Linked DNA regions of Homo sapiens: regions 1 and 2 are each linked to region 3. A link is an interaction called in ENCODE POLR2A ChIA-PET data of the cell type or tissue named here. Cell type or tissue: B cell. All regions are shown on one strand.

What was found. ChIA-PET counts read pairs that join two places held together with the same protein. Peaks named below come from ENCODE experiments on the same cell type or tissue, not always from the same donor. Only the 100,000 strongest peaks of a DNase experiment are listed, where the experiment ranks them.
Region 1: POLR2A ChIA-PET joins it to region 3 with 6 read pairs; 6 of 35 experiments call an interaction of 5 or more read pairs at or near these places.
Region 2: POLR2A ChIA-PET joins it to region 3 with 6 read pairs; 8 of 35 experiments call an interaction of 5 or more read pairs at or near these places.

What each region holds. Positions count from the first base shown.
Region 1 is chr3:47,145,872-47,148,371 of GRCh38, forward strand. The region is part of intron 1 of SETD2 (SET domain containing 2, histone lysine methyltransferase); the gene reads right to left. Among named protein-coding and RNA genes, the nearest start is that of SETD2, 17 kb to the right of the region's middle. In B cell, no CTCF peak of the experiment used is centred here; no DNase peak of the experiment used is centred here.
Region 2 is chr3:47,157,796-47,160,295 of GRCh38, forward strand. All of the region lies in intron 1 of SETD2 (SET domain containing 2, histone lysine methyltransferase), which reads right to left. Among named protein-coding and RNA genes, the nearest start is that of SETD2, 5.1 kb to the right of the region's middle. In B cell, no CTCF peak of the experiment used is centred here; no DNase peak of the experiment used is centred here; H3K27ac peaks cover 1,663 bases.
Region 3 is chr3:47,226,770-47,229,269 of GRCh38, forward strand. It overlaps KIF9 (kinesin family member 9), which reads right to left. Exons shown (of 21, transcript NM_182902.4): 21 at 1,229-1,933. The coding sequence ends at 1,883. All of the region lies in intron 2 of KIF9-AS1 (KIF9 antisense RNA 1), which reads left to right. Among named protein-coding and RNA genes, the nearest start is that of SNORD13J, 23 kb to the right of the region's middle. RefSeq lists an enhancer at 1,182-1,441. In B cell, no CTCF peak of the experiment used is centred here; a DNase peak (open chromatin) is centred at 1,132.

The sequences.
Region 1 (2,500 bases), 81 kb before region 3:
TGGGTATAGTGGCTTACATCTATAGTCCCAGATACTCAAGAGGCTGAGGCAGGAGGATCAGTTGAGCCCAGGAGTCTAAGGCTACAGTGAGCTATGATGGTGCCACTGCACTTCAGCCTGGGTGACAGAGCGAGACCCTGTCTCAAAAAAAAAAAAAAAAAAAAAAAAAAAGCTATACAGCCTAAATTGTCTGCTATGGTCTTTCTAGTGCCTCTGTCCAGAAAGCATATCCCACTTGCTCTTATCTCCCATCTTGTACTCTCAAAATGTCAGCTGGAGAGGTACCACCCACAGTACAATATATTAGGAGCAAAAGCTCTTATATTCAGTCAACCTGAATTTGAATACTGACTCCAAAGTTTTTTAACCTAAGTTACTAAAAGAAATGGAGGCCAAAGAAGCTAGCTATAAAACTGAAATAGTACTATATTTACTTTAAAAAGAGAACGAGTGTCTATTTAAAATCCTTCATATAGCCGGGTGTGGTGGCTCACGCCTGTAATTCCCACACTTTGGGAGGCCGAGGCAGGCGGATCACCTGAGGTCAGGAGTTCAAGACCAGCCTGGCCAACATAGCGAAACCCCGTCTCTACTAAAAATACAAAAATTAACCAGTCATAGTGGTAGTCGCCTCTAATACCAGCTACTCGGGAGGCTGAGGCAGGAGAATCGCTTGAATCCAGAGGCAGAGGTTGCAGTAAGCCGAGGTCATGCCACTACTCTCCAACCTGGGCGACACAGTGAGACTCCGTCTAAAAAAAAAAAAAAAAATTCCTTCATATAGGCCAGGCATGATGGCACATGCCTGTAATCCCAGCATTCTAAGAGGCCAAGGCGAGATGACTGCTTGAAGCCAGGAGTTCAAAACCAGCCCGGGCAACATGGAGAGATCTTGCCTCTACAAAAAAATTTTAGAATTATCCAGGTATACTGGCGTTTGCCTGTGGTCCCAGCTGCTTGGGAGGCTGAGACAGGAGAATCACTTGAGAGTCCAGGAAGTCAAAACTGCAGTGAGCCAGGTTTGCATTACTAGTCCACTCTAGGTGACAGAGTGAGACCCTGTCTTCAAAAAAAAAAAAAAATTCCTTCATATAGTGCCTGGCAGAGAGTTTATACTCAATAAATGAGAGCTGTAACATATTTGTTTTTGTTTGTTTGAGACAGGGTCTCACTCTGTTGCCCAGGCTGAAGTGCAGTGGTGCAATCTCAGCTCACTGCAACCTCTGCCTCCCAGGTTCAAGCAATTCTCCTGCCTCAGCCTCCCAAGTAGCTGGGATTACAGGAACTCGCCACCACACCCGCTAATTTTTTTTGTATTTTTAGTAGAGACAGGGTTTCACCATGTTGGCCAGGCTGGTCTCGAATTCCTGACCTCAGGTGATCTGCCCTCCTCAGCCTCCCAAAGTGCTGGGATTACAGGCGTGAGCCACCAAGCCTAGCCACTGCATGTCATTTTTTTTTTTTTTTTTGAGACATAGTCTCACCCTGTCGCCCAGGATGGAGTGCAGTGACGTGATCTTGGCTCACTACAACCTCTGCCTCCTCGGTTCGAACGATTCTCCTGCCTCAGCCGCCCGACTAGCTGGGACTACAGGCATGCACCACCACGCCCAGCTAATTGTTGTATTTTTAGTAGAGACAGGGTTTCACCAGGCTGGTCTGGAACTCCTGATGTCAGGTGATCCACCTGCCTCAGCCTCCCAAAGTGCTGGGATTACAGGTGTGAGCCACTGTGCCCAGCCAGCATGTCATTTTTTAAGATAGTTTCTAGGCCGGGCGCGGTGGCTCACTCCTGTAATCCCAGCACTTTGGGAGGCCAAGGCGGGCAGATTACGGTCAGGAGATCGAGACCATCCTGGCTAACACAGTGAAACCCTGTCTCTACTAAAAATACAAAAAAAATTAGCCGGGCAAGGTGGTGGGCGCCTGTAGTCCCAGCTACTTGGGAGGCTGAAGCAGGAGAATGGCATGAACCCGGGAGGCGGAGCTTGCAGTGAGCAAACACCACTGCACGCCAGCCTGGGCGACAGAGCAAGACTCTGTCTCAAAAAAAAAAAAAAAAAAAAAAGATATTTTCTTTCAGCTCCTATACTTTCTGCACTCTTGTTCATAAAGGTATGCTTAGAACCCTCTTACAAAATTAAAGTATTATACTCATTGGTGGGCTAAAAATATATTTTAGTAAACCTAGGCTTCAACTATAACATAACCAACTGAAACTTGTTTTTTTGGTTGTGTTTTGTTGTTGTTGTTGTTGTTGTTGTTGTTGTTGTTTTTGATAAAGCGTCTCGTTCTGTCACCCAGGCTGGATTGCAGTGGCGCGATCTCAGCTCACTGCAACCTCTGCCTCCTGGGTTCAAACAATTCTCCTGCCTCAGCCTCCCAAGTAGTTGGGATTACAGGCACCCACTGCCACGCCGGGCTAATTTTTGTATTTTTAGTAGAGACAGGGTTTTGCCATGTTGCCCAGGCTGGTCCCAAACTCCTGACCTCAGGGGAT
Region 2 (2,500 bases), 69 kb before region 3:
CCAGGGGGCAGAGGTTGTAGTGAGCCCAGATCACGCCACTGTACCCCAGCCTGGGCAACAAGAGCAAAACTCCATCTCAAAAAAAAAAAAGAAAAGAAAAAAAAAAGAAACTAACACTGTCCTAATTCTTAAATTCTCATAAAACCCTTTGCAGATGATACTACCATGATCCCCACTTTATAGGTAAGGAGTAATTAAGAAACTTGCCTAGGTTCACAAAGCAATTAAGTAAAAGAGATGAGATTCTAAACCAGGAGTTCTGTCTCCAGAGCCCAGGGATTTAACTTTTTTTGTGCCCTATACCATTTTGGCAATCTAATGAAGCTTGTGGATTCCTTCTCAGTCTAATATTTTTTAATGCATAAGATAAAATACATATGATTGCAAAGGAAGACAATTATATTGAGGGGAAAAAAACCAATGTGTCATATTGCTTAGTATGTGCTTCTCAATCTAGTGGATTTTGATATAATGATAAACATATTTCAAGATTCTATAAAAACCACAATACAGTTTGCCTTTGAACAACATGGGCTGGAACTGTCCAGGTCCACTTATACACAGATTTTTTTCAATAAAAGTTACACACCTTGTGCCTGCCTCCAGTTCTACCTCCTCCACCTCTGTCACTCAAGACAGCAAGACTAAAACCCCCTCCTCTTCTTCCTCCTCAGCCTACTCAGTGTGAAGACTACAAGGATGAAGACCTTTATGATGATCCACTTCCACTTAATGAATAATATATTTTCACTTCCTTATGATTTTCTTAATAACATTTTCTTTTCTCTAGCTTACTTTCTTGTAAGAATACAGTATATAATACACATAACATACAACAAAGTATGTGTTAGTAGACTATGTTCTCAGTAAAGTCAACAGTATCCTAGTAGCAGTTAAGTTTTGAGGGAGACAAAAGTTATATGCACATTTTTGACTGTGTTGCAGATTGGTACTTCTAACTCCCATGTTTGATCAAGAGTCACCTGCATATTTTATTATTAAAATATCTGATTTCTACACAAATCACAATTAATACTACTGTAGTTTGTTATTTATATTAGTAATTGAAAGAAATGCTAACTTCTAGTCAGAGGTTACCGAAGAGGTAATTTTCCCAAGTTCACAGATGTCATCCATGTTAAAACCTCAAACTGCACACTAAAACAGTTCTCTTAACACAGGCATTTAAAAAACCAATCAAGCCAAGTGTGGTGGTACACATCTATAGTTCCAGCTACTCAGGAGGCTGAGGTGGGAGAATGGCTTGAGCCCAGGCTGAAGACCAGCCTGGGGAAAATGTAAGATTCCATCTTAAAAAAAAAATAAAAAGACCAATCCTTGGCCCTTCTCTCTTTCTACCAAGGATTCTCTGGTAATCTCATCCAGCTTCATGGCTTGAATAATACCTAAACTGGTGAAAACAAAATTTATCTCCATTCCAGACCTTTCCCCTGAACTTCAGACTTGGTTATCAAATCAACTCAATATCTAACAGGCAATCTCAAACTTACTATGCCTAAAATTGAACTCCTCCTAATCTAGTCCTCAAATTTGCTCCTTTTAGTCATCACTGTCTTTGTTGATGGCAACTTTCTAACGCTGAGACCAGAAACCCTGGAATCATCCTTGGTTCCTCTCTCACATGTCATATTAGTTCCATCTTCAAAACATATCCAGTATCCATCCATTTCTCACTACTCTTATATTACCATCTTGGTACTGGCAGCATCTCTTTTCTGGATTACTAGCTTCCTTACTAGTCTCCAGGCTTCCACTGTTGTTCCCTTTGCAATTCAAATGATCCTTTGAAACTGAAAGCAGACTATGTCACTCTTCTGTTCAAAACTCTTGGCAAAGTTCTTAGAATGGCTTTACAAGACTGTAAAAAAGCTAAACCTCAGCCGAGAGCAGTGGCTCACACCTGTAATCCCAGCACTTTGGGAGGCCAAGGCAGGTGGATCATGAGGTCAGGAGTTCAAGACCAGCGTGGCCAAGAAGGTGAAACCCCATCTCTACCAAAAACACAAAAATTAGCCAGGCACAGTGGCAGGCGCCTGTAATCCCAGCTATTCAGGAGGCTGAAGCAGGAGAATCGCTTAAAGCCAGGGGGCAGAGGTTGCAGTGAGCCGAGATCACACCACTGCACTCCAGCCTGGGGGACAGAGTGAGACTCCATTCCAAAAAAAAAAAAAAGCTAAACCCCATCTCACCCTAACCCAGTTTATTATTACACCTTCTTGCTCATTCCATTCTAGCCATAATGGGCAAAACTCACAGGTCTGCCTCAACACCTTGAAACTATTCCCTCTTATTGAAATGCCTTCACCCCAGTTATTAACATGGCTACTTCTCCTTTAAATCTTTCCTAAATATCACTCTCTCAAGGATACTCACCCAGTATACCTCACTTTAAATTGCAACCTCTTCCTCAACAATTCTGAATCCCCCTTACTCTATTCCACTTTCCAAAGCACTTACCTTTGAACACTCTACATTATTT
Region 3 (2,500 bases):
GCTGATGGGCTGAAGAGCAGAATCACAGGGTTTTTGATTGGATAGATACTATCCAGTTCAACCTTCAACCAGGTGCAACCTCCTTGCCAGACAGCCTACTGCTGCAGGGCCCTCACTAATGACTTCATGCCAGGACTGCTCTCATTTTAAGCCTCTTCTTATTTTGAGATAACAATCTTAGCCAGGAGAGGTGGCTCACACCTGTAATCCCTTGGCACTTTGGGAGGCTGAGGTGGGAGGATCGTTTGAGCCCAGAAGTTTCAAGACCATTCTGGACAACATAGTGAGACTCCATCTCCAGAAAAAATTTAAAAAACTAGCCAGGCATGGTGGTGCGCACCTGTAGTCCCAGCTACTCAGGAGGCTGGGGTGGGAGGATTGAGCCCAGGAGGTTGAGGCTGCAAGGAGCTGTGATGGCACCACTGCACTCCAGCCTGGATGACAGAGTGACACCCTGTCTCAAAAACAACAACAATAACAACAAAACCTTTGGGAAAAATGTTTGCTACTCATTCAGCCCACATCCACATCCTCTTGCTTTCCCTTCTACCTGGCAGCCCCTCATGGCCTCTGTCACATTTCTCTTCCTCTTCAGGTAAGCAGACCTAGTTCCTTCCATCTTTCCTCATACAAAGTGGTCCCAGAGCTAGATATCACCCATCAGAAGTGATGTATTTTTCTCTCACAGCTTCCCATGACAGGACTGCCAGGTGAGCAGAACCTCCTCTCCCACTGTTGGAAGAATAACAGAAACCTCAAGGCCCTGATGAGGGTGTCAGACGGGGGAGCACCCACAGAGTGTCAGGCCAAGGCCTTGACCCATAAGAACAGAAGAGGGGGTGAGATACAATTCCAAGGAAGCACTGAAACTTTTCGCTCAGTGGAGACTTGGTTTACCAACCCAGGGGCGTATCAGTCAGCCTGGAAGGCCCCAGAGGGCCTGAGTTTGTTCTCTGAGCAAAGTAATGAACTCTTTCCCTTTGGTGCCACCACCAAGGGCCCAAGCTGCAGCCTGGTAACTTGATAGAGAGTGATATCTTCTCTCTTCCCTGCTCAGCCTTGACAGTGATCCCAGTTCCTATTCAGGGTAAATCGTTCACTTTCACTTCTGCTCAGTGCAGCCTACACGGAGAGAGAAAGCGGGGAGGGGAGGCACCCTGGTGCCTGGTGGCCGTGCATGCTGCGTAGGGAAGGCCGTGGTGTTCTGGAAACATGCAGAGGACATGTCTCCCAGAAGCTGCTCATTTATTCCCTGGTACATGGAGCCAGCTCTGCCTCATCCCTTTCTGGTCTCTGTGGCTAGACCTTATCCTCCCCTGGTTGCCAAATGAAGGAGGGCCTCCTCCTGTCTTCTTCACTGGCTCAGAAACACAGAAAAGATGTCTTGAGAGAACTTAGGGTCTGAGGGAGCTGTGAGAAGCAGAGCTCCTCAGACCGAGCTCACCACCCCCACCCTAGGATGTCTATCCAGGAAAGGGGCTGACCAGTGTGACAAAGGCCTGCCAGGAGGAGCCTGGCTGAGCTACTTTTCTGCCTTCCTACTTGAGACTCAGTTCTGACCTCACACATACATAGAGAATATGTCCTTTCAGACAGGAAATAAGACAAAGTTCTCAGATGAGCACTGAAAGTCCAAACTAGAAAGTTATTTTATCCTGTCCCTGCATATAAGACAGTGAATTAAAACCCAAAGTGCTCTGTGGAGATGAGCAAGGTTGTCCTTGGAGGATGCTCCTCCCAACATGCAGGCCAAATGTGTTCTCTGTGCTGGGTCCCAGCATTGGAGTAGAGGGGGCTGCAGCTCTGGGCAGGTGGTTGAGCAGCTCCACTACAGTAGGTGGGAGTTGCTGGTCTTGTCCTTTAAGGTACTGGCGATGAGGTTCTATTTTCTATGTGCCTGCTGGAGGCCCATCATGGTTTTCAAGTAATTATGCTGGACACAGAGGGAAGAGAAAACAGGAACTTATTAGGAGGGACAGACATAGCAGGGACTCAGACCAGGCCACTCACATTCACCCTATCATTCCTCCTGCAAACATCATGGGTTGTGGACAAGGATTCCTTCTGAGTAGCCCCAATTCTCTGAGAAATAACATCCATTCAAACTCTTTCATTCTTTTATCCTAAAGAAAGTGTGTAAAACTATTTTAAAACAGTCTGGCAGGCATATTTGAAAGGAGGCATATAGGTTTCAAGGGCATTCTTGGGAGTTTCTGATAGGGAATAGGTTCAGAAAGAAAAGAAGAGGGTTCTATCTCCAGAGGAGTTAGGGGCCAGGTATTCAGAAGGGCCCTCTCTTTGCCACTGCAATCAATCAGATGTTCACAAATTATACCTTTTTAATGCATCACTAGGCTCTTAGAAAGCAGGTGAAAACTGTAGGCTGAAACAGAAACAGTGGGCTGTAAGCCAGCAAACGCTAAAACTAGCTTGGAACATGGAATCTTAGGTTCCCCACAAAGTAGGAGTCTGAATTGAAGCTCCCATATTAAACTGGAAT